Regions from separate parts of the Homo sapiens genome. Here region 2 is linked to region 1. A link is a loop called in an ENCODE intact Hi-C map of the cell type or tissue named here. Cell type or tissue: IMR-90. All regions are shown on one strand. Each heading gives the region's core, and the rest is flanking DNA. Links, peaks and the distances in the headings are about the cores only.

Region 1 (16,404 bases), core at 2,772-10,771:
GCCATCGTGTCTACATTCTAGATTGGCTTCAGAAAGAAGCTGGACACCACAAAAGCACACCCCCTAACTTTTAGGGAGACTTCCACTTACACGTCATAAGCCTGAACTTAGTCATATGGCCAAACATAGCTTCAAAGGAGACTGGTAGCATTCTTTGTTCTGGGTGCATTATCACTTCAAATGAAATCAAGATTCTGTCACTGAGGAAGAAGGCGAGAAGACATGCTGGAGGAGGTAATTGGCAATCTTGGCAACATCTAGTAACTTGTCACAGGATCTAGGATCCCTACTATTAAAAAGTTAATGCCTTTTGTATTAAGTTGCTGTCCCTCAAATTCTCGTTAAATGTAAATATATTACTCGGAAAGTGATAAAACATTAACAAATTAAGGCCCATTCTCATACGATCACAAACCAATCGATGAGATGAACATTTTCTCTGAAGAATGAGAGCATAAATAAAGAGAACTAAAAACCCTACTTGAAAAATAAATAAAGGATAGGTTAAAGGAAAGCATCTAGAGGACTCTGTAAAATCAAGACACTACAGGTCAAAAGGCTAAGGGTGGGGAGGGAGCCAAAACCAATTTTGCTTACATCACAATTTTGCTGCAGACAGACCCCACACTTCTGGGTTGATATAATGGTACGGAGTTGCTACAGTCTGCAGATAATACCCAAAGATATTATATCACAAGGCAAACAATTCCATTTATTATCTTTTGCAAGATTTTTGTTTTTCATTTTTACCAACCAAGAGGGAAAAGTGGTACTAGGAGATGTAGGGCTGGTTGGAAAAAGGAAAGAAAAAAATCTTTCTAATAACTATAGCTCTTGCTCTCGAATCAAAATAGAGCACCATTTTGAAAAAAAGTATGACAGGTTTTTCTTTTCAAAAATCCTCGTTAGTTTTTGGAGTAAGACCTTTGTAAAATGAATATTATTCATCAAAGGGATTTTGATTTGACAGACTTAAATTGACTAGAGAAAGTTCAAGTTCTACATTATGGGGAATCAAAATGTCTCTAGCAGAACAGAGTAAGTTTCATGACACATCATACACTAAGCAGATGTGAGAATCTTAGGCCAGTAAAAACAAGTTCTATTTTACTGTCACCCAGGGAAATTTCCCTTTTCTTTTGAGTAGACAATAATCCACACTTATTTTTCTAAATCTTGATTTTTTGCACTATCAGTGGATCCCATCAGTCATGGCAATGAATATGGCTTTGGAGATAATAAAAGGCTGTAACCAATTTATAGACCAATCCCAAGAGCGTAAACTTTTATATTCAGAGAAACTACAATGACAATTTAGGCCACCAGAGAAAAAATAAAGAAAAAAAATATTAGTTTGAAACTTGTTCACAGTTTTCAGGCCAATGAACACAGACTGATTCCCTACAACACATTCATTCTGAGCACTCAATAAATATTAACCAACATTCCCCAGTGTTTTGACCCAATATTACATTTAGGCATCTTAAGAATGAAGCCCACTTTAAGTACTGAGAGATTGCTTCACAGAAATTTTATTTGTCTTGATATTCGATCAAATTATTTTTATGCTAAACCTTCTTTACCCAGTGTCTACATTTTATTAATCAACTGGTCCTTCACTTTAAGCTTATGAGAAGTTGTACAGAAAACACTGAGAAAAGTTTTCTTTCATTTGAGGGTATTATTATCATGGTCGCAGATATTTTGACTTTGGGGACTTGAGGGAAGGTAAGGGAAAGCTAATCCATGTTTCAGCTTTTCCCCAAAGCCTCCAAACTATTGCCCATCCAGTTTCCTTTTAGATGATAATTAAGCAGTCTGCTGGAGCTGAGAAAAAAACACCTCAAACTGCAGAAAATTGAAATCTATCTTTTATCAGGCATGCAAGTATTTCCCTCCAGGTGTCTAATTCCACATTCCAAAGCACGTTGTTTTCAAAAACAGAGTAATTCAACATCTCACAATTTTTCTTACACATTTCTGTACATTTCACACCCTGTTCCAACGTGTTCAATTGGAGTGCAGGTTACTCATGAAAGAAGTGCTCTATTTCATTTCATGGAGTGACATGTCTAGGAGACCATATTTTTCAGTTATAGAAGTTTTAGATGGGTTTCATTCTATGTCATCTTTGAAAAATGAGTAATCCCACCCCAAGGGTCACATTCCTACCCCACGCAGAAGTAGCCCTTGTCTCTAATTATCCAACCAGAAGGATAAGATTTCCATATCAAAGAGAAAAAAGACCATCACAGACTTCTTTGTTATACAAAGCTTAACATCAATAGACTGACTGTGCTCTCTACTGGTAAAATCAAGAGCTACAACTAGCATCAAAATTTTACTTTATGAAAACCTTATGGAAATAGGAATTCAAAAATTGTTTACTGTGCCCAGAAATAGGATTTCTTGCCAACTGAGTTCAAAAATTACAAGAAAAGATTATTCTTTAGCCTGAGAGCAGAGGCAAGTGTAGTCAGAGCAGCCCCAGGATCAAGGTGAATACAGATTCATATACTAGTACCATTTGATATCATTGTCAATGTGTTACTAGTTGCTTAATGTGTTCTGACCAAACACAATGGTCCAGTGGTTCTCAAATTTTAGTCTGTTATCAGAAGCTCCTGGGTTGCCTGTGAAAAATACACAGACTTAGATCTGAGGTACGGAAATTCTGATTCTGCAGCTTTGGGATGAAGCTCTGGAATTTGCAGTTTATCAATTCCTCCCTCCCCTGGTGATTCTGGTGCAAGTGGCCCAAGGAATACATTTTGAATAACATTGATAGATTTTGCAAAACATAGATTTTGCAAAACACCCTTGTCAGATGTGCCTGAACCACAGGAACTCCATCTTGAATAGGGACTGTGTAAAATAAGGCTAAGACCTGCTGGGGGGCATTCCCAATAAGTTAAGGCATTCTTAGCCACAGGATGAGACAGGTGGTCGGCACAAGATACAGGTCATGAAGACCTTGCTGATAAAACAGTTTGCAGTAAAGAAGCCAGCCAAAACCCACCAACACCAAGATGGCGACGAGCGTGAACTCTGGTCTTCCTCACTGCTACACTCTCACCAGTGCCATGACAGTTTACAAATGCCATGGCAACATCAGGAAGTTACCCTATATGGCCTAAAAGGGGAGACATGAATAATCCACCTCTTGTTTAGCACATAATCATGAAATAACCATAAAAATGGGCAACCAGTAGCCCTTGAGGCTGCTCTGCCTATGGAGTAGCCATTCTTTATTCCTTTACTTTATTAAACTTGCTTTCACTTTTCTCTATGGATTCGTTACAGGAAAGGGGTCCTAATCCAGATCCCAAGGGAAGATTATTGGATCTTGTGCAAGAAAGAATCCAGGCGAGTCTGCAGTGCAAAGTGAAAGCAAGTTTATTGAGAAAGTAAAGGAATAAAAGAATGGCTACTCCATGGACAGAGGAGCCCCAAGGGTGGCTGGTTGCCCATTTTTATGGTTATTTCTTGATGATATGTTAAACAAGGGGTGGATTATTCATGCCTCCCCTTATTAGACCATATAGGATAGATCCTGACATTGCCATGGCATTTGTAAACTGTCGTGGTGCTGGTGGTAGCGTAGCAGTAAGGACGACCAGAGGTCACTCGCGTCGCCATTTTGGTTTTGGTGGGTTTTGGTCGGCTCCTTTACTGCAACCTGTTTTATCAACAAAGTCTTTATGACCTGTATTTTGTGTTGACCTCCTATCTCATCCTGTGACTTAGAATGCTTTAACTGTCTGGGAATGCAGCCCAGTAGGTTTCAGCCTCATTTTACCCAGCTCCTATTCAAGATGGAGTTGCTCTGGTTCACACTCCTCTGACAGACTCGTCTCAAATTATTTATTGTGCGAGATCCAAGAACTCTCTTGGGGTCTAGATCAGGACCCCTTTCCAGTAACACCCTAATAGTGTGGTCAGAATAATTACAAACTAGTATGTCAGCAACACCATCTTCAGAACTATGATCTCTCTGGCGGGACTGGAGGAAAGCCTTTGGTTTCCTTGCTCTCATAGGTGCCAGCTCTCTGCCTCCACCTGTCTTACTGACTCCTGTTTGGTGTTTGAGTGAAGGAAAGTATTTTTAATTAATAGTAATAATAAAAGCTAACACTTACTGAATGCTTACTATTTGCCCAGTACTAAGTGCTTTTCTTATATTAATGTAATCCTTATAGCAATCCTATGAATGAGGTAGAATTATTATTATTCCTATTTTACAGATAAAGAAACGGAGACATTGCCCAAGATTACACACCCTGTTAAGTAGCAGAGCCAAGATATAGAAGGCAAGCAGGTCTGCTCCAGAGCTCATGTACCTAACCATTCTCTATACTAACTATATACATTTCAATGGGAAAATACGAGCCTTCTTTTCTTTGTGATTATATTTTGACTTTACCCACTGAGGTACAAAATTATTGAGTAGAAAAAAGGTTTTAAAATGTAGTCCTTTATCAGTGGCTTACTTGATCAAGTTCCGTTTCCCTGAATAGTGTGTGATCACAGCAATATCCACTATTTCAGAGGCATTCAAACCAGAATAACTCCATCTTGAATAGGGGATGGGTAAAATATGACTGAGACCTACAGGGCTGCATTCTCAGGAGGTTAGGTAGTCTTTGTCACAAGATGAGATAGGAGGTCGGCAGGACTGGTATCCTGCTGATAAAACAGGATGCAGTGAAGAAGCCGGCCAAAACCCACCAAAACCAAGATGGCAACAAAAGTGACCTCTCGTCGTCCTCATTGCTCATTATAAATTAATTATAATGCATTAGCATGCTAAGAGACATTTCCAGCAGCACCATGACCGTTTACAAATGCCATGGCAACGTCCAGAAGTTACCTTATATAGTCTAAAAAGGGCAGGACTCGGTTCAGGAAATTGCTTGCCCTTTCCCTGGAAAACTCATGTATAATCCACCCCTTGTTTAGCATATAATCAAGAAATAACAGTAGGTATAGTCAGTCAAGCAGTTCATGCTGCTGCTCTGTTTATGGAGTAGCCATTCTTTTGTTTCTTTACTTCTCTAATAAACTTGCTTTCACTTTACTCTGTGGACTCGCCCCAAATTCTTTCTTGTGAAAGCTCCGAAAACCCTCTCTTGGGGTCTGGATCAGGACCCCTTTCTGGTAACAGCTACAATGCTTTTATAATGCTTTCTGTGTTCCCTGCAAATTCATTGCCTCACTTAGATTTGGAAACTGACACATTAAGCAACTTTTCTGAAGTCACTAAGGAGTTGATGGCAGCAATGAAAGAACCCAGGGAATTTCACTTTGAAATATGTCACCCTGGTGTGTTGATTATTTTAAATTAAAGGCCCTTGAAGGTCAGTAGATGCTAGAAGAGGCTTTATTCCTTCATCCGAATTAAGACAGGACCGGCAAAAAAGAACATAATTGCCTTCCAGTTCTTCCCTGAAATTTCATTATCTATCCCAGAAAAGAAGACTGAGGAATACAGCCACACCTGGACAGACTTTTTCACAAAATATCTGTTTCTCAGGCTCATTCAAATTCCAAAGAATCATTTACAAGTTAACTTTTGTCTCCCAGGCTCATTCATTCTCCCTAATAATTATTTACTACCCCTCAAAAGAATTGCCTATGTTCCCCATCTCCTCCTCCCTTATAAAGAAGGGTATATACACCTCCGGGCCTCATAGGTTATTGGGTAATCACATTTCGGTGATTTCCCCACCCTCTCATGCATGTTAAAGAAATTCTATATGACCTTTTCTCCCATTAATCTGTCTTTTGTCTGTTCATTTTCTGTGGCCCTTCAGATGGCTTTCCCTCTTCAACCCTACAGCTGTGTAGTAAGACCTCTACTCATCCTCCATGTTGGCCCTCCCCACCCAATCCCTGCATGCTCACCACTCAATCCCTTTACATACTGGCTTGGTTTAAGTAGCATAATATCCATAGCCTAGGAATGGCCATATATGAAAGATATAAAAGAACAAGCTGTGTATTACACAAACTTGTCGTGGCTTTTGGAAACCATGCTAGTGCCCAAAAGACAAACAACATAATTGAAGACGTCAGCCTAGACAAAAGAGGTGTTCTTTTTACGGTTGTCATAATAAATCTCTCTCTCAACTTTACTTGGCATTTAGGTATATTAGGCCTTCAAGTGCAGACCTTTAATTTCTTCCCTGTCTTTTTAAACCTCACATTAAATATCACTATTTTCTTCTCTATATCCCCCTCATAAAATACTGTTAAAGCAACTTGGACACAACAATATCCTTCTCCTGCCCTCTACAAACAATTCATGAGCCCAAAGCATGTGCAGTTATTTCTAGTTGCAACTATGAAAGAAAAAGGTTAGCAGTAGCTAGCTAAAATGTTTGTGAGCAACTGTAAGTTCCAGCCAGGGTTTACCAATGCCCCAGAGCAATTTGCAAGAGGGGGCTGCATTTATATCCTGAGTCATCATGCTAAATCCCAAGGTGTAGAACTTCATCCTTCCATCAATTGCCATGAGTCTTGAGAGTATGAAGTTACCCAAATTCATGAAACAATGGTAATAAAAGGGATTGATTGATACCTTTATCCCCAGACTGGTTTTTACAAACCACTGGAAAAACCATGTTGGTAACAGGGTATGCTCTGTGATGATCCCCACATCTAAAACCGTTTTTTTCTCTCCTCTTGCTGTAGCAAAGCCTCAATTCAAAGCAGTTTTCAAATCATGTGTAAGGTAAATAGATACCCTTATCTTAAGGTAAATAAGTGAATTAATGGAATAAGGCACTATTTTATGAACTATTGAATTAGCAAAAATTAAGAAGATTTTCAGTGTTGGTAAATGTATGTGAAGAAAGACACTTTGATATAGTAGTAAGAGGAGTGTAATTAGTGTAGCTATCTTGAGGGCAATTTGGCAGTATCAGTCAAAATTAGAACTGCATATACTCTTTGACCAGCTGTTCTTCAATTGGGAATCTAATCTAAATATATATACTTTTAATATATAAAAAATATAATTCAAAGGGTATTCGTTGCATTGATTGTGATATGAAAAAAATTGGAAAAAACCTAAATTGCATTGATTATGAAAGAAAAAAAATCTCAGTCTAATAATAGGGCATGGTTAAATAAATTATGTTGTGTCCCTACTCTGGAACACTACATTAGATCTGCATGACCTGGTATTAAAAAAAATGTAAGAGGCATTTTTAAATGAGGAAAAACCAAGGTAAGGAACGGCTTGTATAATAAAATAATAGCTAACCAGGTGAGACTTCTGGAATGGCGCAGTGAGGATCTCCGTAAATCCACTCCTCCATAAAATCAATGAAAATGCTGGGAAAATTATAAAAATCAACTTTATTTTTTTTTTTATTTTTTTTTTTTTTACAAATCTGGAAATTAACCCAAGGTCTAAAGCAATCTGAGGAGCATTTATTCAAGAAAAACCACAGCACCTATGTAAGAAAACTACATTTTTAACTTGGCCTACTCCCATGTTTCTCTCCCCAGCTCCACAGTTCCCTTGAAAACCAGCCAACTCACAGCCAGAGGAGCTGTAAAAACAAAACAAACAAAAAAATCAAAAACAAAAAAAGACAGCAGCTTTACAGCCACTAGAGGGGGCAGACTGGGTTTGGAGCTCCTCAAAAAACTTCTATCCCACAGCATTGTTACTGTTTGACTTGTCGCATACCTCTCTGGGAAAGCCCCATTTATACAGTGCTTTCATATGTGACCTGACTCTGAGCTTGCTCGACAAGAAAAGCCCTATCTTTAGTGCATTTATCAAAAATAATCAGCTGCAATTGTTTAACATCACAACTGCCTGAGGTGATTATACACGTTTGGGCAAGCCAGGGCCTGTCCAAAAACTTAAAAGAAAGATCTAAGGAATGCAATGTTTGTAGTGGGCTTTAAAGAACTTGAGACCAGCCTGGCCAACATGGTAAAACCCTGTCTCTACTAAAAATACAAAAATTGGCCAGGTGTGGTGGTGCACACCCATAATCTCAGCTACTCGGGAGGCTGAGGCAGGAGAATCGCTTGAACCTGGGAGGCGGAGGTTGCAGTGAGCCAAGATCATGCCACTGCACTCCAGTCTGGGTGACAGAGCAAAATTCTGTCTCACACACACAAAAAAAAGGGTTTAAAAGATGCAAACAGAAATTACAGAAATTATGGAGTTGCAAAATACAGTAATTGCAATGAAAGATTCACTAAAATTGTTCAATAGCAGATTTGAGCTGGCAGAGAAAAAGAATCAGAGAACCCAAACATAGGTTAATTTAGGTAATTCAGTCTGAGTAATAGAAAGCAAAAAGAACGGTGCTTTGGAGACCTGTAGTATACCATCAAGCATACCAATAGACATACAATGTAAGTCCCAGAAGGAGAAGAGGGAGACGTAAACAAATAGAAAGAATACTTGAAGAAATAACAGCCAGAAATTTCCCAAATTTTATGAAAAACTTTGCTCCTCATAGCTAAAAGTGCAACAAACTTCAAGTAGGGTCAACACAAGGATATCTACATCCAGTCACATCATAGTCAAACTGTTGAAAGACAAAGACTCTTTAAAGCAGCAAGAGAAAAGCAATTCGTCTCTCAGTGAGATTAATAGTGGACTTCTCATCAAAAAGGACAGAATGCCTTCTTGCCTTCATGGAAGACGGAATGCATTGGGATGGCATCCTCAAAGTGCTGAAAGGAAAAAATTGTCAACTAAAAATTCTGTATTTGGCAAAACTATCCTTCAAAACTGAAAGAGAATTAACACATTTCCAGATGAACAAAAACTGAAAGAATTTTTCACTAGCAGATCTGACCTACAAGAAATACTAAAATAAGTCCTTCAGTCTAAAATGAAAGAACTACACAGTAATTCAAATCCACACAAAGAAATAAATAGTACCGGTAAAGGCATATACGTAGGTAAACATAAAAGACAGTATAAATGTAGTTTGATAACTTTTGTCTCCTCCTACCTTATTTAAAATATAATTGCATAAAGAAATAGTTGTAAAATTGTGTTGATAGACTAATAATATAAAATATATAATTTCTATGACAATAACAGCCCCAAAAAACAGATGGAATGGAGCTATATTGGAAAATGATTCCATATACTATTAAAATTACATTTCTATTAATCTGAACTAGATTGGTTTGCTGTTGTTGTTGTTGTTGTTATTGTTGTTGTTGAGACGGAGTCTTGCTCTGTCGCCAGGCTGGAGTGCAGTGGCGCGATCTCGGCTCACTGCAACCTCCACCTCCCGGGTTCAAGCGATTCTCCCTGCCTCAGCTTCCCAAGTAGCTGGGATTACAGGCGCCCGCCACCAAGCCCAGCTAATTTTTGTATTTTCAGCAGAGACGGGGTTTTGCCATGTTGGCCCGGCTGGTCTTGAACTCCTGACCTCAGGTGATCTGCCCACCTCGACCTCCCAAAGTGCTGGGATTACAGGCGTGAGCCACCGCCCAGCCTAGATTGTTTTAAGATAATAATTGTAATCCCCAGAGCAACCACTAAGAAAATAACACAAGGGATATATGGTAACAGAAATGACAAATTAATTAAAATAGGGCATTAGAATAGGCCTACATGTCACAAAGTAAGGAAGTAATGGAAAAACAGAGGTACAAAAATGATATGACATACAGAAAACAAATAGAAAAATGGCAGATGCCAGTCCTTTCTTTAAAATCAGTAATTACATTACATTTAAATGGAGTAAACTCTCCAATAAAATGTAGAAATTGACATAGTGGATAAAACAAACACAATTCAACTATATACTGTCTATGAAAAAACTACTTTAAATTTCATATGGAACCAGAAAAGAGCCCGTATAGCCAAGACAATCCTAAGCAAAATGAACAAATCTGGAGGCATCACACTACCTGACTTCAAGCTATACTACTAGGCTACAGTAACCAAAACAGCATAGTGCTGGTATAAAAACAGACACACAGACCAATGGAACAGAATAGAGATCTCAGAAATAAAACCAAGATGAATTAAAGACTTAAATGTAAAACCCATAATTATAAAAGCCCTAGGAGAAAATCTAGGCAATACCATTGAGGACATAGGCACAGGCAAAGATTTATTGATGAAAATGCAAAAAGCAATTACAACCAAAGCAAAAATTGAAACACGGGATCTAATTAAACTAAAGAGCTTCTGCACAGCAAAGGAAACTATCATCAGAGTAAACTGACAACCTACAGAATGGGAGAACATTTTTGCAATCTATTCATCTGACAAACATCTAATATCCAGTATCTACAAGGAATTTAAACAAATTTACAAGAGAAAAACAAACAAACCCATTAAAAAGTGGGCAAAGGACATGAACAGACACTTCTCAAAAGAAGACATACATGAGGTCAACAAACACATAAAAAAAAAAGCTCAACATCACCAATCATTAGAGAAATGCGAATCAAAACCAATCAAAACCACAATGAGATACCATCTCACACTCGTCAGAATGGCGATTATTACAAAGTAAAAAAACAACAGAGGCTGGTGAAGCTGCAGAGAAAAAGGAATGTTTTTATGCTGTTGGTGGGAGTATGAATTAGTTCAACCATTGTGGAAGACAGTGTGGTGATTCCTCAAAGACATACAGAAAGAAATACAATTTGACCCAGCAATGTCATCACTGGGTATATACCCAAAGGAATATAAATCATTCTATTATAAAGATACATGCATGCATATGTTCATTGCAGCACTATTCACAATAGCAAAGATATGGAATCAACCTAAATGACCATCAATGATAGACTAGATAAAGAAAATGTGGTACATATACACCATGGAATACTATGCAGCCATAAAAAAATAACAAGATCAGCCAGGCGCAGTGGCTCATGCCTGTAATCCCAGCACTTTGGGAGGCTGAGGTGGACAGATCACGAGGTCAGGAGATGGAGACCATCCTGGCCAACATGGTGAAACCCCGTCTCTACTAAAAATACAAAAATTAGTCCGGTGTGGTGGTGTGCACCTGTAGTCCCGGACACTCGGGAGGCTGAGGCAAGAGAATCGTTTGAACCTCGGAGGCAGAAGTTGCAGTAAGCCGAGATCGCACCACTGCACTCCAGTCTGGCAACAGAGTGAGACTTTGTCTCAAAATAATGATGATGATAATAATAATAACAATAATAATAATAATAATAATAATAATAATGAGATCATGTCCTCTGCAGGGACATGGATGGAGCTGGAAGCCATTATCCTCAACAAACTAACGTGGGAACAGAAAAACAAACACTGCATGTTCTCACTTATAAGTGAGAGCTAAACAATGAGAACACATTGACACATTGGGGGAAACAACACACTGGGGCTTGTCGGGGGGTTGGGGGAGGGAGGGAGAACATCAGGAAGAACAGTTAATGCATGCTGGGCTTAATACCTAGGTGATGGGATAATCTGTGCAGCAAATCACCATGGCACCCGTTTACCTATGTAACAAACCTGTACATCCTGCACAGGTACCTCGGAACTTAAAATAAAATCGAGGGGAAAAAAAGAAAGCATTCTTATTGTCAATTATGAAATCGTCAAATATATCAAATATAAATTATATTTTTCAGATGAATGTCAAACAGAACATGTAACATGTATAATGTAAAAAGGGTATATGAGGAAAATGAATAAGTACCACTTTTAATAAATATACTGATTTTAAAAATAGTGTGAGACTAATTACCTTAGAAAACAGAAAAACAATAAAAATCAACAAAATCCAAGTTGACTTTCTGAAAGGATCAACAAAAGTAATAAACCTTTAGCTAGACTGACCAAGAAACAAAGATTCAAATTGCTAAAACTATAAATGAAAGAGCAGGCATCACTACCAACTTTAGAGAAATAAAAACATTATAAAGGAATACTATCGACAATTGCATGGAATCGAATTAGATAATCTACATGAAATGAACAAATTACTAGAATAACTCACAAACTACCAAAAGTAATTCAAAAAGAAATACAAAATCTGTATAGCTTTATGACAAGTGATTGAATTGGGAATCAATAAACTTTCCACAAAGAAAAACACAGGCTCAGATGGCTTCACTGGTTAATGCTATCAAAAGTTTAAACAGGAATTAATACAAATCCTTCATAAACTCTTCGGAAACTGGAATGTGAGAAAACACTTCACAACTCATTCTATGAGGCAAATATTACCCTGAAGCCAAATTAAAACAAAGACATAATGAGAAAGCTACAGACCAATATCCCTTATAAACATATGCACAAAAACCCTCAACAAAATATCAGCAAGCCAAACCCAGCAACATAAAGAAAAATTTATACATCATAACCAGTTGGGATTTATTCTGGGAATGCAAGGTTGGGTCAACATATGAAAATCAGTCAACATAAACCTAAAATGATCAATTAAAATATTTTAAAAGACAAAAACCACATCATCATTTCAGTAGACACAGAAAAAGCTTTTGACAATGTACAATATCTTTTTATGATAAAAATGTTCAACAAACTAGGAATAAAAGGGAACTTCCTAAACCTGATAAAATGTATTTACACGGTGGCTCACGCCTGTAATCCCAGCACTTTGGGAGGCCGAGGCGGGCTGATCACAAGGTCAGGAGATACAGACCATCCTGGCTAACACGGTGAAACCCCGTCTCTACTAAAAATATAAAAAATTAGCCGGGCGTGGTGGCGGGCGCCTGTAGTCCCAGCTACTCGGGAGGCTAAGGCAGAAGAATGGCGTGAACCCGGGAGGCGGAGCTTGCAGTGAGCCGAGATCGCGCCACTGCACTCCAGCCTGGGCGACAGAGCGAGACTCCGTCTCAAAAAAAAAAAAAAAAAAAAAAAAAAAAAAAAGTATTTACAAAAAAACCCACAGCTAAAATCAGACTTAAATGTAAAAAACTGAAAACTTACCCCTAAAATCAAGAACAAGACAAGAATATCTGTGCTCACCATTTTTATTGAACATTGTACTGGAGGTTCTATCAGGAGAATTAAGCCAGAAAAAGACATATAAATCATCCAGATTGAAAAGGTAGAAGTACAATAACTCTATTTGTATATGACATAATCTTGTATATTGAAAATCCTAAGGAATCCACAAAACAAAACAAAAACTATTAGAAGTGCACCAAGGCCACAGGATATATGATCAGTGCATGAAAAACATTATATTAGAGCTTCATCTCACACCATACAGGAAAATTTATTCTGAATTTTTCGTAGACTTAAATGTAAGAGCTAAAAACAATAAGATTTTTAGAAGAAAACATAGGATAAAATCTATAAGACCTTAGGTTAGGTAAAGGTTTCTTAGATATGACACCAAAAGCACAATCCATCAAAGAAAAAAATTGATAAATTCAGCCTTAGGAAAATTCAAAACTTCCACACTTCGAAATGACGCTATTAAGAGAACAAAAAGACAAGCAACAGACTGGAAGAAAATATTTGCAAAACACATATGCAATAAAGGATTTCTATTTAGAATACAGAAAGAACTCTTGCAATTTAATAAGCAGACAACCCAATTTTAAAATGGACAAAAGCTACGAGCATACTTTTCATCAAAGAAGATCTACGAATGGTTAATAAGCACATGACAACATGCTCAACATCGGTCATTAGGAAAATGCAAATTAAAACCACAATTAATACCATTTTGTACCCGATAGAACGAGAATGAAAAGTAAAACAAACAACAACAAATGTTAGTGAGAAGGTGCAAGAATGGAAACCCTCATGAAATGCTGATAGGACTGTAAAATGGTACAGCCACTTTGAAAGCAGTTTGGCAGTTCCTCAAAATGTTAAACATATAACTTCCATACAACCCAGCAATTTCATTCCTAGATATCTATCCAAGAAAAATTAAAACATATGACTACACAAAGACTTGCATGGAAATGTTCACAGGAGCATTATTCGTAGTAGCCATATATTGGAAACAATCTGAATGTCTATCAACTGACAAATGGACAAAGTGCGATATAACAGAATAGTACTCAGCAATAAAAATCACAGACTACTAACACATGCTATGTCATGGATGAACCTCACAAACATTTTGTAAAGTGAAAGAAGCCAGGCAAAAGAAACCACGTATTGTATGATTCCATTTACATGAAATTTCTATAAAAGACAAATATTTGGAAATGGAAAGTAAACTAATGCTTGCCTAGGGTTGGGGGTGTGAACAGAGATAAACTGTAAATGAGCAAGAGGGATGTTTATTAGGAGAGTGAAAATGTTGTAAAACTCATTTATGGTGATGATTGTACCACTCACTAAAATCACTGAATTGCACACTTAAAAGGGGTGAGTTCTCGAGACCTTCCTGGCTAACACGGTGAAACCCCGTCTCTACTAAAAATACAAAAAATTAGCCGGGCGAGGTGGCGGGCGCCTGTAGTCCCGGCTACTCGGGAGGCTGAGGCAGGAGAATGGCGTGAACCCCGGGGGCGGAGCCTGCAGTGTGCCGAGATCGCGCCACTGCACTCCCAGCCTGGGCGACAGAGCGAGACTCCATCACAAAAAAAAAAAAAGGGGGGGTGTGAATTCGGCTGGACACAGTGGCTCATACCTGTAATCCCTGCACTTTGAGAGGCCAAGGTGGGCAGATCCCTTGAGCCCATGAGTTCGAGACCAGCCTGGGCAACATGGCGAAACCCCGTGTCTACAAAAAATACAAAATATTAGCCGGGCATGGTGTCACGTGCCTGTAGTCCCAGCTACTGGAGGGGTGAGGTGGGAGGATCACCTGAGCCTTGGAGGTCGAGGCTGCAGTGAGCCGTGATCGCACCACTGCACTCCAGCCTGGGTGATAGAGTACGACTCTGTCTCAAAAAAAAAAAAAAAAAAAAAAAAAAAGAGCTGAATTTTATGATATGTAAAATATATCTCAATAAAGACCCTTTAAATATTAGACTGACACATAACGCTGTTTTAAGTGTCTGGCATATAAGCAACTCATTTAATCCTTATAACAGCCCTATGAAGCAAGTAATATTATTTATCTTTTCATAAATGAGGAAACTGAGGCACAGATAGATTAGGTGACTTGCCAAAGAGCTCACAACCAGTAATTGGTAAAGAAGGAACTCCAACCTAGCCAGTCTGGCTCTAGAGTCTGTGATCTTAACCATGGCTTCCATTTGTGGGAAGAAAAATTTGTACAGATACACATGTATATGGCAATGTGTGGAAGGAATCATAAGGCACTTTAATCAGTGATCCTCTCTGGGCAGTGGGAGTGAGGGTGGGCAGCAAAGCAAGACTTTCACTTATTACTTTATACTTCTTTGAATTCTGAATTTTTTATACATTTTCTAATAACTCATGTATTCATTTTGTAGATAAGAAACTTCTACTTTTAAATCAAAACATTGGTTATCTTTGATTTGTTACATTATACACCTTTAATTTCCCTGAACATTTTTACATTTTCCATGTTCTTTGGGATATGTGTGTCTTCGGGCCAAGTTCTCAAATAATTACCATGACATGTTTTCTGCTACATTTTGTCTTGCCAGTGTCAGAGTCCCAAGATGGGGCTGAGGCCAAGAAGGGTTGGGTAGGAGGCTACGGAAAACTTCATGAAAGAAGGGCCTGTATTGCTCGCTCTGCTTGGGCAAGACTGTGATTGGGCTGGATTCAAGGCTGTCCTGAGCTGCAGTGTGCAGCTCTGAACTCCCTGGATCCCCTGGGGCACTCTAAGGGGGGCTGGCTGCTTCAGAAATTGCTTCTATTCTGTAGGGGAATAGATTATCTGCATGCATGTGCACATGTGCGAACAAACCCATTTAATGAAAGCAGGAGTTTGGACTTGTGCCTGAAGAGTAGGAGTGATTCTGCCCTGATGTGTGAGTGTGTAGCATGGGTGTTTTTGTTCTTGTTTGTTTCACTTAATATTTAAAGATACTCAAATGGGACTATGTTATGAAAGCAACTAAGTGTTGTGGAGTGTCTTTACTAACATAGGAAATAATAGTTTGTAAACTTTAGGAAGCATTAGACTGTTGAGATGCTTAAAAGAAAATGGAAAGAGTTGATGTTTAGACTGCGATTAACTCTCTTTGTAATCATTCCCTTGGTTCGATGATGTTGTGGAGCTGAGGAATAATAACAAGGTTGGTTGGTTTGTTTTTAATATGTACTTACTGTATACTAACACCCTACAAAGGGCATATTGTGAGAGAATAGGATATTCTTTTTTTATTATTATACTTTAAGTTCTAGGGTACATGTGCACAATGTGCAGGTTTGTTACATATGTATACATGTGCCATGTTGGTGTGCTGCACCCGTTAACTCGTCGTTTACATTAGGTATATCTCCTAATGCTCTCCCTCCCCCTTCCCCACACCCCACAACAGGCCCCGGTG
Region 2 (16,404 bases), core at 3,640-11,639, 100 kb before region 1:
GGGTGTGTCTGTGAGGGTGTTGCCAAAGAAGATTGACATTTGAGTCAGTGGGCTGAGAAAGGCAGACCCACCCTTAATCTGGGTAGGCACCATCTAATCAGCTGCCAGCATGGCTAGAATATAAACCAGGCAGAAAAATGTGAAAAGATTATACTGGCCTAGCCTCCCAGCCTACATCTTTCTCCTGTGATGGATGCTTCCTGCCCTTGAACATTGGACTCCAAGTTCCTCAGTTTTGGGACTCTGACTGGTTCTCCTTGCTCCTCAGCTTGCAGACGGCCTATTGTGGGACCTTCTGATCATGTGAGTTAATACTTAATAAACTCCCCTTTATATACACACACATACACACACACACACACACACACACACACATATATATATGTCCTATTAGTTCTGTCCCTCTAGAGAACCCTGACTAATACAAGTAGTGAAAGGAAAAAAAAAAAAAACTGTTAACCTAGAATGCTATATCAAAGGAGGAAAAAACCTTCCAAAATAAAAGCTAATTACATACCTTGTCAGTCAAACCAAACCAAACCTGAGAGAATTTTTTGCCAGCAAACCTGCACAAAAAGAAATGTTATACCCAATGCCCAGATATTGGTTTCTAATTTCATTCTGCAACACAAGGGACCAGGGCTCCTCGGAGAAATGGCTGACTCTAGGACTGGGGCTATGAATATACAAGATGAGCCTGGAGCATTGCATAGTACCAGAAAGTAAGAAAATGCTAAAAAATAAAAATGATAGGGGTATGCCAAAGGGACACAGCAATCAACTGAAAGAGGTCCCAAAGACCAAAATTGGAACAATTTGAATAAGAAAATAAATAAAACTGTGTGGGATTATAACTAAAAATATAAAATAAATATTCATGAGTCCTTACTGATGTAAACAAATAATTTAGTAAACAAATAAATGAGGGAGAATAGAGAAACCTCCCATACAAAAGAATTATAAATAATTTATGTGGATACTTCCCTCTCAAGGAGGTAGAGCATAACTCCCCACTCCTGAAATGTGGTCTGTACATAATGACTTCCTTCCAAAGAGTACAGTATGAAAAAGAGAGGAAAAGAGCAACTTTATGGTGGAAAAACTTGAAAACTACTACCTCAGCCAAGGGATCAAGGTTGACATCACTAATAAGCAGTCATGCTGATATCATGTGCCACTGATATAATATGATGAGAATGGCACTTTACCTCTGTGGTCTTTTTTCCAAGAACATACAACCCCAGTCTAATCCTGAGGAAAACATCACACAAACCCAAATAGAGGACGTTTTACAAAATACCTAACCAGTAATCCTCAAAGCTGTCGACGTCACTAAAAACAAAGAAAGTCTGAGAAACTGCCACAGTCAAGAGGCGCCTAAGAAGACATGACAACTAAATGTAATGTGGTATCTTAGATATGACTCTGGGACAAAGAAAAAAGCAAACAAAAATACAGTATGGACTTTAGTTAATAAGAATGTAGCAATATTGTGGCCGGGCACAGTGGCTCACGCCTGTAATGCCAGCACTTTGGGAGGCCGAGGCGGGCAGATCACGAGGTCAGGAAATCAAGACCATCCTGGTTAACACGGTGAAACCCCGTCTCTACTAAAAAATACAAAATGTTAGCCGGGCATGGTGGCGGGCACCTGTAGTCCCAGCTACTCGGGAGGCTGAGGCAGGAGAATGGCGCGGACCCGGGAGGCGGAGCTTGCAGTGAGCCGAGATCGCGCCACTGTACTCCAGCCTGGGCGACAGAGCCAGACTCTGTCTCAAAAAAAAAAAAAAAAAAATTAAAAAACGAACGTAGCAATATTGATTACTTAGTTGTATAAACGAAAAGGTATCTGAGACAGGTCTCAATTAATTTAGAAGTTTATTTAGCCAAGGTTAAGGTCACGTGCCTGGGATACAGGTCTGTGCCATTCTCCAAAGATGATTTTGAGGGCTTCAATATTTAAAGGTAGAAAGCAGCTTGGAGGAGAAAGAGGGAGGGTGTGGTTACATTACTGAATCCATATGTTACAAAAAGGGAGCAGGTAGGGGAATAGTAAATTATGTATTCATCTCACGCTCACTATAAGATAAGGTGAACATGGAGTAGCTACCTATGGAGATATTTAACTTTTTATCTGTACCTATCTGTATAGGAATAAACGGAAAAGCAGCTTCTTGCATGACTCAGCCTTCAGCTTATTTCCTTTTCTTTTGGCTTAGTGAATTGGGGTCCCAAGTTTGTATTTTCCTTTCACATTTGTAACAAATGTACCATACTAATGTAAGATATTGACAATATGGGAAACAGGATGCAGGGTATAAGCTACTGTATCTAATTTTGTGTGTGTGTGTGTGTGTGTGTGTGTGTGTGTGTGTGTGTGTATATATATATTTTTTTTTTTTTTTTTTTGAGACAGAGTCTCGCTCTGTCGCCCAGGCTGGAGTGCAGTGGCGCGATCTCGGCTCACTGCAAGCTCCGCCTCCCGGGTTTACGCCATTCTCCTGCCTCAGCTTCCGGAGTAGCTGGGACTACGGGTGCCCACCACCATGCCCGGCTAATTTTTTTTGTATTTTTAGTAGAGACGGTGTTTCACTGTGTTAGCCAGGATGGTCTTGATCTCCTGACCTCGTGATCCGCCCACCTCGGCCTCCCGAAGTGCTGGGATTACAGGCGTGAGCCAACGCGCCCGGCCTAATAACGTATATTGTAAAAGGACTAATGGCCATGCCCTAGTCTAGTCCTAATAAAGAGTTCCAGACATCACAGAACCACTGTTAGTCCTATTTCCTGGCACCTTATGAAGCAATTCCTCTGGTCAGTCACTCCTCTGGTCAAGCAATTCATCAGACCTAGGAGTACGGGTGGGGTGAAGGAATCAACGCCAGAGTAGTTGGTTATCTATCCCCATGCTCATCAACTCCTTACCCCAGCAGGACTTTGGGGTGGCCCACCTACACAGGCATTCTGGACTACTGCAATTGATTATTGCAGTGATTGAAGCAAGCAGTAATCATTTCAAGGCCACACAGGAATGAGAGGCAGGAATGAGGAGAAGCAGGAATAGAGTTCAGAAAGTTTTCCTCTGTCCTATCTTATCACTGCTGCCTCTGGATCCTCTGCACCAAGCGACAGTCACCCAACTTTCTACACACACCAGGTCAAGGCAGCATGAAGTATCCCCAGAGGTTTCTCACAGTGCTATTGCTTTTGCTGCTGATACTGCTGTTTCTAGAATCTATGTTTCTCTCCAGCTTCTACAGTTTCTTCAGAGTTCATTTTGGGGAGGGAAACAGCAACTCCTTTATCAGGAATTGTAAATATCACTCTTATTAGATGATGCTTACTCTGTGCACAGAACTTTACTTGCCTTATGTCATTTGATCCTTTCAACAACTCTATGAAGTACATGCTATTGTTATACCATGTACATATGAGGAAACTGCAGCACAAAAACGTTAAGCAACATGCACGAGATCACACAGCTGTAAGAGATGGAAATAAAATTTAAACCCATTCAGTCTTAATTTAGAGAACACGATCTTTGTTCATCATCAGATACCCAGTGATTAGCAGATTGTGAGTACTCAAAAAGATTTGTTGAATATTTGTCCAATAATGAACGAATGGATGGATGGTAAAAAAATTACACTATCAGACCGGGCACGGTGGCTCACGCCTGTAATCTCAGCACTTTGGGAGGCTGAGGTGGGTGGATCACTAAGTCAACATATAGAGACCATCCTGGCCAACATGGTGAAACCCCGTCTTTACTAAAAATACAAAAAATTAGCTGAGCGTGGTGGCATGCACCTCTAGTCCCAGCTACTCTGAAGGCTGAGGCAGGAGAATCACTTGAACCCAGGAGGCGGAGGTTGCAGTGAGCCAAGATCATGCCACTGCACTCCAGCCTGGCAACAGAGCAAGACTCCATCTCAAAAAAAAAGAAAAAATACACTACTAGCTTCACCAGCAATCTTATTCCTCATGTTTTCCTCTGTTTGATTGCCTTAGTATCTCAAAAATATACTATGAGGCCAGTCTATGTATCTGCATAGTGCATTCTACTTTTAGTTTTTACCATTTAAAGAAACACATTTGCATTTCTAATAAATAGAAACACTTGCCTTTTGATTTTTCTGAGGCAACAGAGGTGACAAATTCTCATTACCAGAGCTCTATCTCAAAAGCTGGCTTGTTTGCTCACTTTGATTCCTCATGGAAGTAGATTCTTCAAAAGAAAGAATGTAAATGGCCATCAAACATACAGCAAAGATGCTCAGACTCAACAATTATGAATGAAATATATATTAAAAGAATGCCAAAATACCATTATTCAAACTGGCAAAAATTAAAGCACTGAAATACCCAGTATAGGTAAGGGTTCTAGGAAACAGACTTTCTTATACATTGATTTGTTCTTTGGAGTTTAAGTTGGTACAGCCTTTTTAAAAGAAAATTTGATAAATTCTAACATTGAAATGTGCAGACATGTTGACTCAAGATTTTCATTTCTAGAAAATTTATGCTACACAAAAGCTTCTGTTGTACAAACATATCTGTTGTAGCATAATGTGTATAAAAACTGGAATAAGTGAAATTTCTGTTAATGAGAGAATGGTTACATAGATTAAGACAATGGAATACTATGGGGTCATAGAATGAGAGAAACCTATATGTATTTACATGGAAAAGCATCCATGATATTGACCAATGAAAAGTACAGAAGAGCCTATAAAATATTATTCAATGTTTATAAGCCAAAACTAATTTATATATGTCTGAATATATACATTTTTGATATGCATATGAAAATTCTGAAGTTATTCCAATCTATCAATAATAGTTACCTCTGGGGAGTAAGATTAATGGCATGGTGGATCCTCACTTCTGTAACACTGAAATTTCTTCACAACGTAATAGCTCTTTTGTAATTTTTAAACATGTATATCTGGAAGCAAAGAAAGAAAAAAGGAAGGAAGGAGGACTAACATTTGCTTAGAATCCTCACTAAGATCAAAAAGAACTACATTTGAAAAATAGCCAGGAATCATAAGGCCTTTGTTTTATTTGATGTCTTCTAGACTTGAGCTTATAGGGAAAGCTCTCTAGGCCATTGAGCACAAAGGTTCTTGTAAAGAGCTCAATCCCTCCTAACAGAAAACTCGTGTGGTTTTATGTTGTCATGCTAGTGATTAGGGCATCCCACACCCCTTGGGGAGAGAAGAAAGTGTGACAATTGCTTTAGCCCTTGAAAGAAAAATGGATTTAAATGCAAAAGGAAAATTTTCTCATTTTTTCTTATGTTAATTATTTGAATATATACATATACATGTACATATACATGTATGTATGTATCAGCAGGAACTATCTTCCCTCAGCCACACATGAGAATGTATCCCCAGTTGTCAGAGGTTGCTGGCCAGATCCTTGCTATTCCCAGTGTCTAAAGTTAGGCAGATAAGGGGCCGTGCAAAGTTATACTGAGAATCTGAACAGATGAATGATCCAAACACTGAAAGAAGAGAAAAGGCCAGGGTTCTGGTGGAGGGTTGAAGAGGCAGCCTCTTTTTGCCTCCAACTCCAGACTATGTGACCATCTCATTGTTAGACCTATGTTTCTCATAATATGTCTTGAGGGAAAAAAGTCTAATCTCATCTTAAAGACGAGTATCCTTCTTGGTAAGACTATAATAGTGTATTCAGTCAGCACCCTGACCTTTCTTGCCTTCACCTAGCTGAAATGTGTAGTTGTATAATTAACCAGAAACCAATTAATTTATGCAACTCTTTACCATCACTTTCATTTTCATAATGAAGACCATTCCTACCAATTCTGACCCTCACAACGGCAATAATCAATATTAAAATTACACGGCTTAGCCTGAACAAAGGATGAGAAAAATAATGAAATAAATAAAAGTTAACAAACACCAAAAAGCACAACTTATGTTGTTACAGCCATATTTCTTTATATAACAAGAATCATTTTCAGAATAGCAGAGACTACAGTTTGACAACCCCTTGTGTGAGCTATTGGCCTGAAAAACACAGCCTTGTAATTATTTAAGGGAAAATGGGCATGGAATTTAGACAGAAGGAATGTCCAGATAAGTCCATATTTGGAGAATAAAAACAAAATACTAGATTACACTGTGTAGGTATGATAGACCCGTACTTACCTGGGAAAGGTAATAAAAAGTTGGCACAAATAGGATGCCAACAGCGTAGTGTATCTCAACAATTCTGGAGGCAGGAAATCTTCACAAGGTAATATATTTGATTTGAGCTTTTTCATCAGCTGTACTAAGTGAAGAATCATTACTTGTGCCCAATCATTTAGGAGTCTGGAGTCTTCAAAGCTCAAGGAGTAGGGGTTGGAGGCCCTTTAAATTCTTGCTAATGTGTGATCCCCAGACTAGTAATATAAGCATCACCTGGGAGGTCATTAGAAATGCAGAATCACAGCCCCCATTCCAGACATAAATCAGAATCTGCGTGTTAACAAGGTGCCCAGGTGATCTGAGATGTGCTGCTCTGGATGTTAGCTGGGAGTTGCACTTGCCTGATTTCAAGCACCAGAGCCATGTCTCCAGTAGCTAAATCCCAGCATCTACCCCTATTCCTAGTCTGACAGCCAAACTCTTAGGAGATAGAAGTGCACAATGGTATTAGCTGATGGTCTGATCAACCAACATTTATTAAACTTCTACTGTGTACCCAGCCAAGGGTTAGGCCCTTAGAGAGACAAAAGATGAAGCCCCCTATTTTCAAGAACTGAATCTTCTTGCTGGGGGAAGAGAAGAGAGGCATATCCATATGCCAATCCACTTCCTCACCTTCTCTCCCTTTCTTTCTCCTATTCTAGCCACAACAGAACTGATCCCTGTTCTCCAAACGTGCCCTGTGCTTTTCTGCCTTCGTACTCAATATTCTGTCCACCTGCAACTTTTCCTGTCCACCCCATCTTCAACTACATACACCTCAAAATCCAGCTCCTGCCTACCCTAAATTACTCTGCCTACCATCCCCCCAGAGTGCATTTCTATATGCACCTTCACCATTATCCGGTTAACACTTGGCTTCAAGCTAGCTGAAAAGATTGACGTTTTTTGAAGCTAAAAAGAAACTTCAGGTGGAATTTCCCATTCTCCCAGCTAAACATAATAACCCTCTTAATGCTTGTACTTAGGGTGATCCTAGAACTGTCTCTTCTTCCAAAATGTTTCAGTTCATTGCCAAAGCACTGTTGAGGTTAAAGATTGTTAAAATGTCTCACCTAGCTTAAAATCAAATTTTAGGACTTCATCAAAATTTGAAATGTTTTATTCAGGGATCAAAATATTGGTCCCCAAACACTGGGCTTCTCCCAAAATATTTCTCACTCCCCTACATGGCTTACACAAAGAAACAAACACACGAACACACACAAACTCAGAGGCCCAAAGCAAGTCACCTGCATTGTCAAACACTGGGTGTAATTCTCAGTGAATACTCTAGATGGTAGCATTGTGCATTTTATTCTCCTATTCTTTTCATTGATTTTTCTAATTCATCATTTTATATATCAGGAAAGACATGTGTGGAGGGGGAGAAAGGTCAAATATTAATTTAATATTAATATGAATCTATAATTAGTTGAAAATTAATAACAATATTAAAAACTTTTCCAACATTTTGTTGCCTCTTAGGCCAATTTCCTGACTCCCTTTTCCCTATTGCTCAAATTCTTGGTTGACACCATTGACTGACTCCACTATCTCATATCGCACTCACTTTCCAACCCTTTGCCATCTTCCCTACCCAACCCTTCTAAAATTATTATTTCATTAACCTCCCCAGTGATTTCCTACTAGCTAAACCCAACTGCCTCTTCTTAGGGCTCATCCTAATTCATTTCTCTGAAACATTTGCGAGGTAATTAACTTTCTCCTTTTTTTCCTCGCAATTTTCCCAACTTCTTTATTTTGAAATGTTTCAAACCTACAAAAAATTGAAAGAATACCACAAAGAGCAGCCACATACTTTCACTTAGATTGACTATTTAACCTGTTACCATACTTCCTCCATCCTTCTTTCATTCTCCCTTGCTCCCTCTCCCTCCCTTTCCAACTTCCCCTCTCTCTTTCCAGATATCATGGCACTCTAGATACTTCAGCATACGTTTCCTAAGTTGCAGATATTATTATACTTGAACCTTAAGTTCCTCAACATGCATCTCGGGAATAAGTACATCCTCCTACGACACCTCCTTCTTGAAATTCTTTACTTTCCTTTCCTACCATTGATTCTTCTTCTACCTCTGACAACACTTTTCTAGAGGCCTAAGGTAGAGAGGGTGGAGCAGGGCAATGAGTCTGGCCCTGGTTTAGCCAAAAATCAACTCTGTGATTTGAAAGAAAAAAAAATTTGCTTAATTATAAAAATAACACATGTCCGTTGTAGAAAACAGGGGAAATACAAAGTTTAAAGAACATAAAAACCATCTAAACCTACTATCTAAAGATGATTACTCGAAAAACATTTTTTTAGTCTTTCCCAAAGCATAATCTATTTTATACAGTTGAGCTGGTATGATAAATACAATTTTCTATCCTGTTTTTTCACTTAACATTGAAAATAAGCATTAAAAACTTTCCATAAAACATTTTTATTGGCTGAATATTATTCTATTATTTTGTTCAATGTAATCTTGAAGAAAAGATGAAACTTCCATTTTAAAAATGAGCAAAAGGCTTAAAGAGCAATTCATAAATGAATACAAATGGCCAAAAGTTTATGAAAAAAGTATTTAACTAGTAATAAAAGATAATTTCAAGCTAAAATGACACCATTTTTATCTATCAAACTGACAAAAAATGTTTTTAAAAAAGAAATAATAACCATGGTTGGAAAAAATGAGAGGAAACAGACAAATACTACTGATTAGAATACAAATTAGTATTTTTTTTTGGATAAAATTTGCAGTGCATAATTTTGAAAACCTTAAAAATATACATACACTTTAGCAAATATGTTTGTAGGAATTCATTCTAACAATATAATTGGGCCATTGCACCACAATACATGCACAAAGATGTTCATAACTGTGATTTATTACAGATTGTTTCCAATCTATTGCTAAATAAAAATAATATGAAATTAACTAAGTAGATTATCGCACAACCATACAACATAATACTAAGCAGCCACTAAGCATATTGTTGAATAATAAAATTACAAGAAAACTATGGGCTCGGATGGGTGGCTCACGCCTGTAATCCCAGCACTTTGACAGGCCAAGGTGGGCAGATCACGAGGTCAGGAGATCGAGACCATCCTGGCTAACACGGTGAAACCCCGTCTCTACTAAAAAATACAAAAAATTAGCCAGGCGTGGTGGTGGGCTCCTGTAGTCCCAGCTACTCGGGAGGCTGAGGCAGGAGAATGGCGTGAACCCGGGAGGCAGAGCTTGCAGTGAGCCAAGATCGTGACACTGCACTCCAGCCTAGGCGACAGAACAAGACTCTGTCTCAAAAAAAAAAAAAAAAAAAGAAAGAAAACTATGATTTTTCTGTTACATATTTCTATATTCCTTGAGGTTTTTCCAATAAACATGCATTGCTTCTGTAATGAGTAGAAAACAAAGATTTTTAAATATTGTAGAAATATTTATTAGCATGAAATATATTAACAATAAATTGATGATTGAATAAAACCATTTATAGAAAACATGCATTGTATGATGCTATTTTAATGGCTTTAATAATATAATTTACACACCATAAAGTTCATCCATTTAAAGTGAACAATTCCATGGTTATTAGTATATTTACGGAGCTGTGCAACCATCACCATGATCTAATTTTAAAACATTTTCATCATCGCAAAGAAAGTCCTCTCCCATCCTCCCATCCCCATCTTCAGCCCTAGACTACCACTAGACTACTTTTCATCTGTATGGATTTGCCATTGTAGAAATTTCATATACATGAGATCATACCATATGCAGTCTTGTGATTTCTTTCATTTAACAGTATTTTCAAGTTTCATCCATGTAGTATGTATCCGTAATTTAATTTTTTATGAATGAATGATATTCCATTGTGTGGATATAACACATTTTATTTACCCATTCATCAGTTGATGGACATTTTGGCTTCTTTTCATTTATCAGCCATTATGGATAATGCTGCGAGTTTTTGTGTGAACATGTTTTACTTTTTTGATAACTAGGAGTGGAATTGCTAGGTCATATGTTTATACTAGGTTTAACTTTTGGAGAAACTGTCAAACTGTTTTCCACAGAGACTGCACCATTTTACATACATACCAGCAATGTATGAGGGTCACAATTTCTCCACATTCTCACCAGCACTTGTTGTTATCTATCATTTATTATTGCCATTCTAGTATGTATGAAGTGGTATCACTTTATGATTTTGATTTTCATTTTCTTAATGACTAATGATATTGAGCATCTTTTCACATGCTATTGGCCATTTGTATATCTTCTTTGGAGAAAAACGTCTATTCAAACCTTTGCCTGTTTTTGTTTTTAAAAATTGAGTTGTCTTTTTATTACTGAGTTCTTTACATGTTCTGGATACCAGTTCCAAGTCTTATATATGACTTTACAAATATTTTCTCCCAGTCTGGGAGCTATCTTTTCACCTTTTCAATATCATTTAAAAGACAAAAATTGTAACTTTAATGAAATTCAGTTATCTTTTTTTTTTTAATGGCTGCTGTTATTCGTATCATATCTAAGAAAATGCTGCTTAACCCAAGGTCACAAAAAATTTACTCCTATGTCTCCTTGTAAGAGTTCTATACTTTTACATCTTACATGTAGGTCTATGATCCCTTTTGAGTTAATTTTTGTGTATGGTGTACTATGGGGTTTCAAATTTACTCTTTTGTATATGGGTATCCATTGTCTCAGCACTATCTGTTGAAAATGCTATTCTGTGTTCAGTGAATTGTCATGGTCCCTTTGTAAAAAATCAATTGATCATAAATATTAAAGCATATTTCAGCACTTTCAATTTTATTTCATTGATCTATATCTCTATACTATGCCAGCATCACATCTTGTTATCTTTAAGCTATATTAATGAAGAGAAAAAGACTGAAAATAAATGGATTAAATCATCAAAAATAAAATATTTTATTGCATGTACGTACCATATGTATTTAACTACTTTCCTCTTCGGGGGCATTTTAAGCTACTTACAGACTTTCACTCTGGTAAGTAACACTGTGATGAGCATCCTTCCACAAACCTGCTGTATTTCAAGTTACTTTCTTAAGATAGATTCCAATCAATGCACCCATTCAGTCAAGAGTAAGAGTGTTTTTAAGATTCTTTAGATATATAGATGAGAGAGAGAAAATGAGAGAAAGAACAAGAGGAAAGAAGGAAAGAAACGTGTGTGTTTGTATGTATACATACATGTCAAAATTAATTTACATATAATCTGTACCAGTTTACACCCCCAACAAGATGTATTACTTAGAGAAAGTCACCCATATTCTCTGTGTCTCAGATTTTTCATCTATCCAGTGAAAATTTGTTTACAAGAATGTTAGAAGCATCAAATAAAATCCTTGTTACAGTGGAGCTATAACAAGTTTTTAAAGTTCTGTAGACATATAGGGTATTGTTATTTCCATTTATTTTGTCCAATTATGATCAATATGCATTTAGTGAGCATCTACTTCCTGCAGAGAACTATGAGTGGCACAAAAATAAAGCAAAAATTAATTAAAAATTAATTCATTGACAAGATGGTAAGCTACTTGGAGACAGAAACCATATCTCATAGAGGATATAAGAAAAGCATTATAGTACAAAAGAATATGATAGCTGTTACAACAGATGTTACAAACACAATCATTTGGATTCACAGAAGATGAGGAGATTAATTTCAGCCAGGGAAATGAGAAAGACTTCCCAAAAGAGGTAGTATTTAGGGTAGGAGTGGAAATTTGATGGAGGTTGTCATGTTGGGTTGTCACGTTTCATTAAGAAGAACATTTCTGTAAAGAGCTAATTCTTATGTTTATTCTATTTTTTATTCCATTTCTGATTGGTTTTTCTTATTCTTATCTTTTCCCAAGGTTAAGATTTTATTTACCTAACTATAAAGTTAGGATTATCATGCCATACCTGGAGTGGTTAAAGATACCTCCTGATGATCAAATACTCAGAATACAGAGACTTCGTTGTGCCTTCCCCAGCAAGTGGACCCTAGGTTTTTATGCAATTGAAAAGGCCCATTTTTATAGTTTGATCTCATCCACCATATAAGGAACTGTCGAAATTATTGGCTCAGACTGATCAGATATGTTTTCATTTGTTGTGACCCTAGTCTTATTACTGTCATAATCAAAATATATCTGTTCTTCAATAATATTGACATTGTCTTGGGAAATAATTATCTATGGGTCTCACACATTTCTGTATCGCTTGCAAGCAGAGACAATGATTATTTTCAAAGATTTTTGTATAGCAAAGAGCCATGAAAGATGAGATAGTGTCTCTCTCTAGGACAAAGGGCAAATTTGCTTATTGTTCAGTAAAATATAAGTTTCCCTCCCACTCTGCTCCTGTAGATAAGGTCCCCTAGCCAAACAATCTTCCGTATTGAGGGGATAAGACACACAGTTTTTGCTTATCCCTGAGTGATTGGTTTCAGTTTCCTGCTATCTTTCAGAATTATTGAAACAAGTCAATCACATCCCCCACGAGAACTGGGGGGCACCTTATCCTCTTGATACTACAAAGCTTACCTTCTAAAGCCTCTGGCTGTTAACTCTATTCCCACATGTCATCCCATGTGGCCCTGCATGTCATGTGGTGTCCTTCTCCACTAGGCTGTGAGTATATATGACTAACGAACTGTGGTGGACCTTACCTGTCCAGTGTTGAGTGTTAAGTGTTTGGTCATCTTCGTAACCCTGGAGCAGGAATCCGCCTTTATCAATGGGTTAAACAGGAGGTGGTCAAGACATCCAGAATAATAAAGATAATGTTTCCTTTTAGAGTAAATGTTGAGCATATTTATATGCAGCCAGTTTTAAAAGATTTGGTTCCCTACGTTCAGGATCCCTGGGCTGTGATGCCACTGTGTTCACAGCCTCTATCTAGCCCCCTCTGCATCACCCTGTGGGAGTTAGAGGGGAAGGGCAAGGGGTGCTGACATGAACACAAAGCTCCTGCTGTTTGCTGTGCAATGAGTAATGAAATCCTTTGCCTCTGACCCAGAAGTTTCATATTTTCTCCGAGCATCCATAAAACTGGCATGCAAGTAGAGTAAAATCTCAGACCCTTCATAGTTCTTGACAAATTGTACAGCCTGATAAAATTACCTTGCAATTTTCTTGAGTGTCTCTTCTTTATTAATCAACCAATGTGTAAGTGCATTTTGCAGTGATTCTGAGTGGTGTTTGGTCTGTTTCAGTTTAAGTTAAAGCCTTTGGTCAATCTGGTTCACTGATATTACAAGTGTTCTTTCTTATGGATTATTAAGACCCACAATATTGACATCCACTCGTTTAAAAATATCATTGCTACCACTGGGACACCAATGAATGAACGAATGGATGAATGAATGAACAAGTCACTGAAATCATTGAATCGTTGACTGTTTCCTGTAGTAAAAGAGTCTTAATTAAATAAAGATGGAATTTTGGGGAATGTACACAGGAGTTCTTATTATTCAAATGTTCATTATCAAAGTCTACACAGTATGTTCCTGCAGAGAGCAAAAGTTTCCATGACATATAAAGTGTTTATTAATGAACTAGCCATAGTAAAATTACAGCCCATTTAAACATTCCTCTTTGACTAACACTAGTGTCTATCCCTTGCCATTGCAGCAATGATCTTTTCTTCCTGTAAATATCCAACATCGTGCAGTGAAAATTTGCAAAGTGAAACTGAAAATTTTGTAAAAGATGCAGAAGTATAAAGAAGATAAAAGATGTTGGAGAACTGCTCAAATAACTTACAAAGTCAATGACAAATGATCCCTCGGCAAAGTTAGATAAGTTAACAATTGAAGAAGAGAAAATGAACAAGGATGATGACAGCACTGACATTTCAAAAGAGGACTATTTGAATAATAAAAGCTTAAGAAAGGTCCTTGGAAAAAATGATGCAGCTCTCAAACATTTTTGTAAAAATGACCCTCTAATAAAAGTCAAAAGTGAAGTGAAGGATATTGTTACCATGCTATCACATAAGTTTGCCAGAGAATTATACCCTTAAAAACAACAATTCATTCTTCGTTTTAAGAATTAGAAAATAGCTGAATTAGAACCTATATCAAATGTAAGATAAAATCTCTTTTCATAATTGTTTCACTTTTGAACTAAAATCTCAACCAAATCTTTTATTTTTTCACTGTTTATTATGAAACACTCCCTGTTTCACATACATTCTCTTTAAGTGTCTTTTTTCAGTACTAGTTTGTCCTGCATAATGAGGACTCCCTGTGATTACTTTGCTATATCAGGCTTCCTTTAATCCTGGAGTATATATTCCACTAGCACAGTAATTCCTAAGGGTGGTATTCATACCACTGATAGTACACTAAATGATTTTAAGTAATTTGCAGATAGTCTTTTTTATTTTAATACTTATGCATTTATTTTAATATGTATTACCAAAAATATAATGTATTAATTAACCCAACTTCTCACAAACTATTATGGCTTAAGACAAAGTTAAATTTTAAAAGGCTAATAGATTTAAAATAAAAAATAAAATGTTAATTATCTTTTTTATGCAAATGGTAGGCATATGTGGCAAAAGTTATAACTCATAAATGACTCCAGTTTAGGAAGCACTGCACTAGCATAAAGGTACCAGGCACAAATCTCAAGCACTTTCAAAAGATGACATTTGGTGGCCAAGAATGTGTTCAGCAGGACAACAAAGCCTCACATTAGTGATAGGACAGGCCCCTTCACATCATAATTGTGGAACAAGTCCCTACTATTCAGATACACTTAAAATTCTCCAGGAACAATTAGTTTAAAATAATTAGGGACAAGTTTTGTCATCCCCCATCTCCTCCCTCTATGTGTCACTGCATCTTCCTCTACTTTCTGAACACCCTACCTGTCATCCATTTTTACCAATTTTTTTTTTTTTTGAGACGGAGTTTCGCTCTTGTTGCCCAGGCTGGAGTGCAATGGCGCGATCTTGGCTCACTGCAACCTCTGCCTCCCAGGTTCAAGCAATTCTCCTGCCTCAGCCTTCCCGAGTAGCTGGGATTATAGGCATGCGCCACCACACCCGGATAATTTTGTATTTTTAGTAGACACGGGGTTTCTCCATGTTGATCAGGCTGGTCTCGAACTCTTGACCTCAGGTGATCTGCCCACTTCAGCCTCTCAGAGTGCTGGGATTACAGGCGTGAGCCACCGCGCCCGGCCTATTTTTACCAATTGTTACCTGAAGGCTTGGCCCTATCCCACTTTCTATAGTAATCCAGGCTGGAGGCCAGAGTACTTCAAAAGCCTCAACATTGACCACCTCCAACACCAGGGAAGCATAATCCATTTCCCTTTCAGTGAAAGCATATGTGTGTGCACACACATTTGTGTGTGCGTTTGTGTGTGTGTGTTGTGGAGGGTATTATGGAGGTAATCATAGTAATGGCCTTCTATTTGTTGTCTCAATTCAAATATCTTTTTTAGTAAATAGTTTTTATTTTAATTGATGGAAGAAAGGGAAGCAGCATCTCAAACAGATATTCGTACACCCATGTTCATGTTCATGTTCATGGCAGTATTATTCACAATACTCAAAAAGCGGAAACAATCCAAATGTTCACTGATAAATGAATGGACTAAAAAATGTGCTGTACACATACAGGGAAATGGTATTCAGCCTTTAAAAAGACAGAAAGTCTGACACATGCTACAACATGAATGAACCTTGAAGACATTATGCTAAATGAAATGCAGTTGTCAGGGACTGAGGGAAGGCGAGAATGGGGAGTTACTGTTTAATGGGTACAGTTTTATCTTGTGAAGATGAACAATTTCTGGAGATGGATTGCGGTGATGATCGCACAACAGAGTGAGTGTATAAAATGATTCTGAACTATACACCTAAAATGGTTAAAATTGTTATGTTACATATATTTTGCCACAGTGATGAATAAATAAGAAGGAGAAAGAGAAGAAGAGGGAGAGTGAGGGAGGGAGAGGAGGAGAAGAAGGAGAAAAAAAGAAGAAAGTTGATTTACACTGGAGAACTCACAGGACCAGGACATACAGATACCAGAGTCCTCAGAAAACTAGGGTGAGACATGGGGCTAATATAGGGTGATAAGTTGTTGAAAGTCCATATATAAAGTGGTTGAATGACCACCAGAGATTCCAGGCAATTCACCCACAAACAAAGGTTTA

The links. Hi-C counts contacts between places; a loop is a spot of excess contacts. Peaks named below come from ENCODE experiments on the same cell type or tissue, not always from the same donor. Only the 100,000 strongest peaks of a DNase experiment are listed, where the experiment ranks them.
Region 2: a loop joins it to region 1, with 2.4 times the contacts of the local background. A loop is called at or near these places in 18 of 110 quality-filtered maps.

The regions. Positions count from the first base shown.
Region 1 is chrX:100,607,518-100,623,921 of GRCh38, forward strand. LOC105373298 (a long non-coding RNA gene) reads right to left here and starts at 14,639. Exons shown (of 3, transcript XR_938469.2): 1 at 14,604-14,639. RefSeq lists a silencer at 7,520-7,649. In IMR-90, for the core only: a CTCF peak has its summit at 7,619 (motif pointing right); a DNase peak (open chromatin) is centred at 7,664.
Region 2 is chrX:100,505,175-100,521,578 of GRCh38, forward strand. No RefSeq gene overlaps it. Among named protein-coding and RNA genes, the nearest start is that of TNMD, 72 kb to the right of the region's middle. In IMR-90, for the core only: a CTCF peak has its summit at 7,495; no DNase peak of the experiment used is centred there; H3K27me3 peaks cover 143 bases.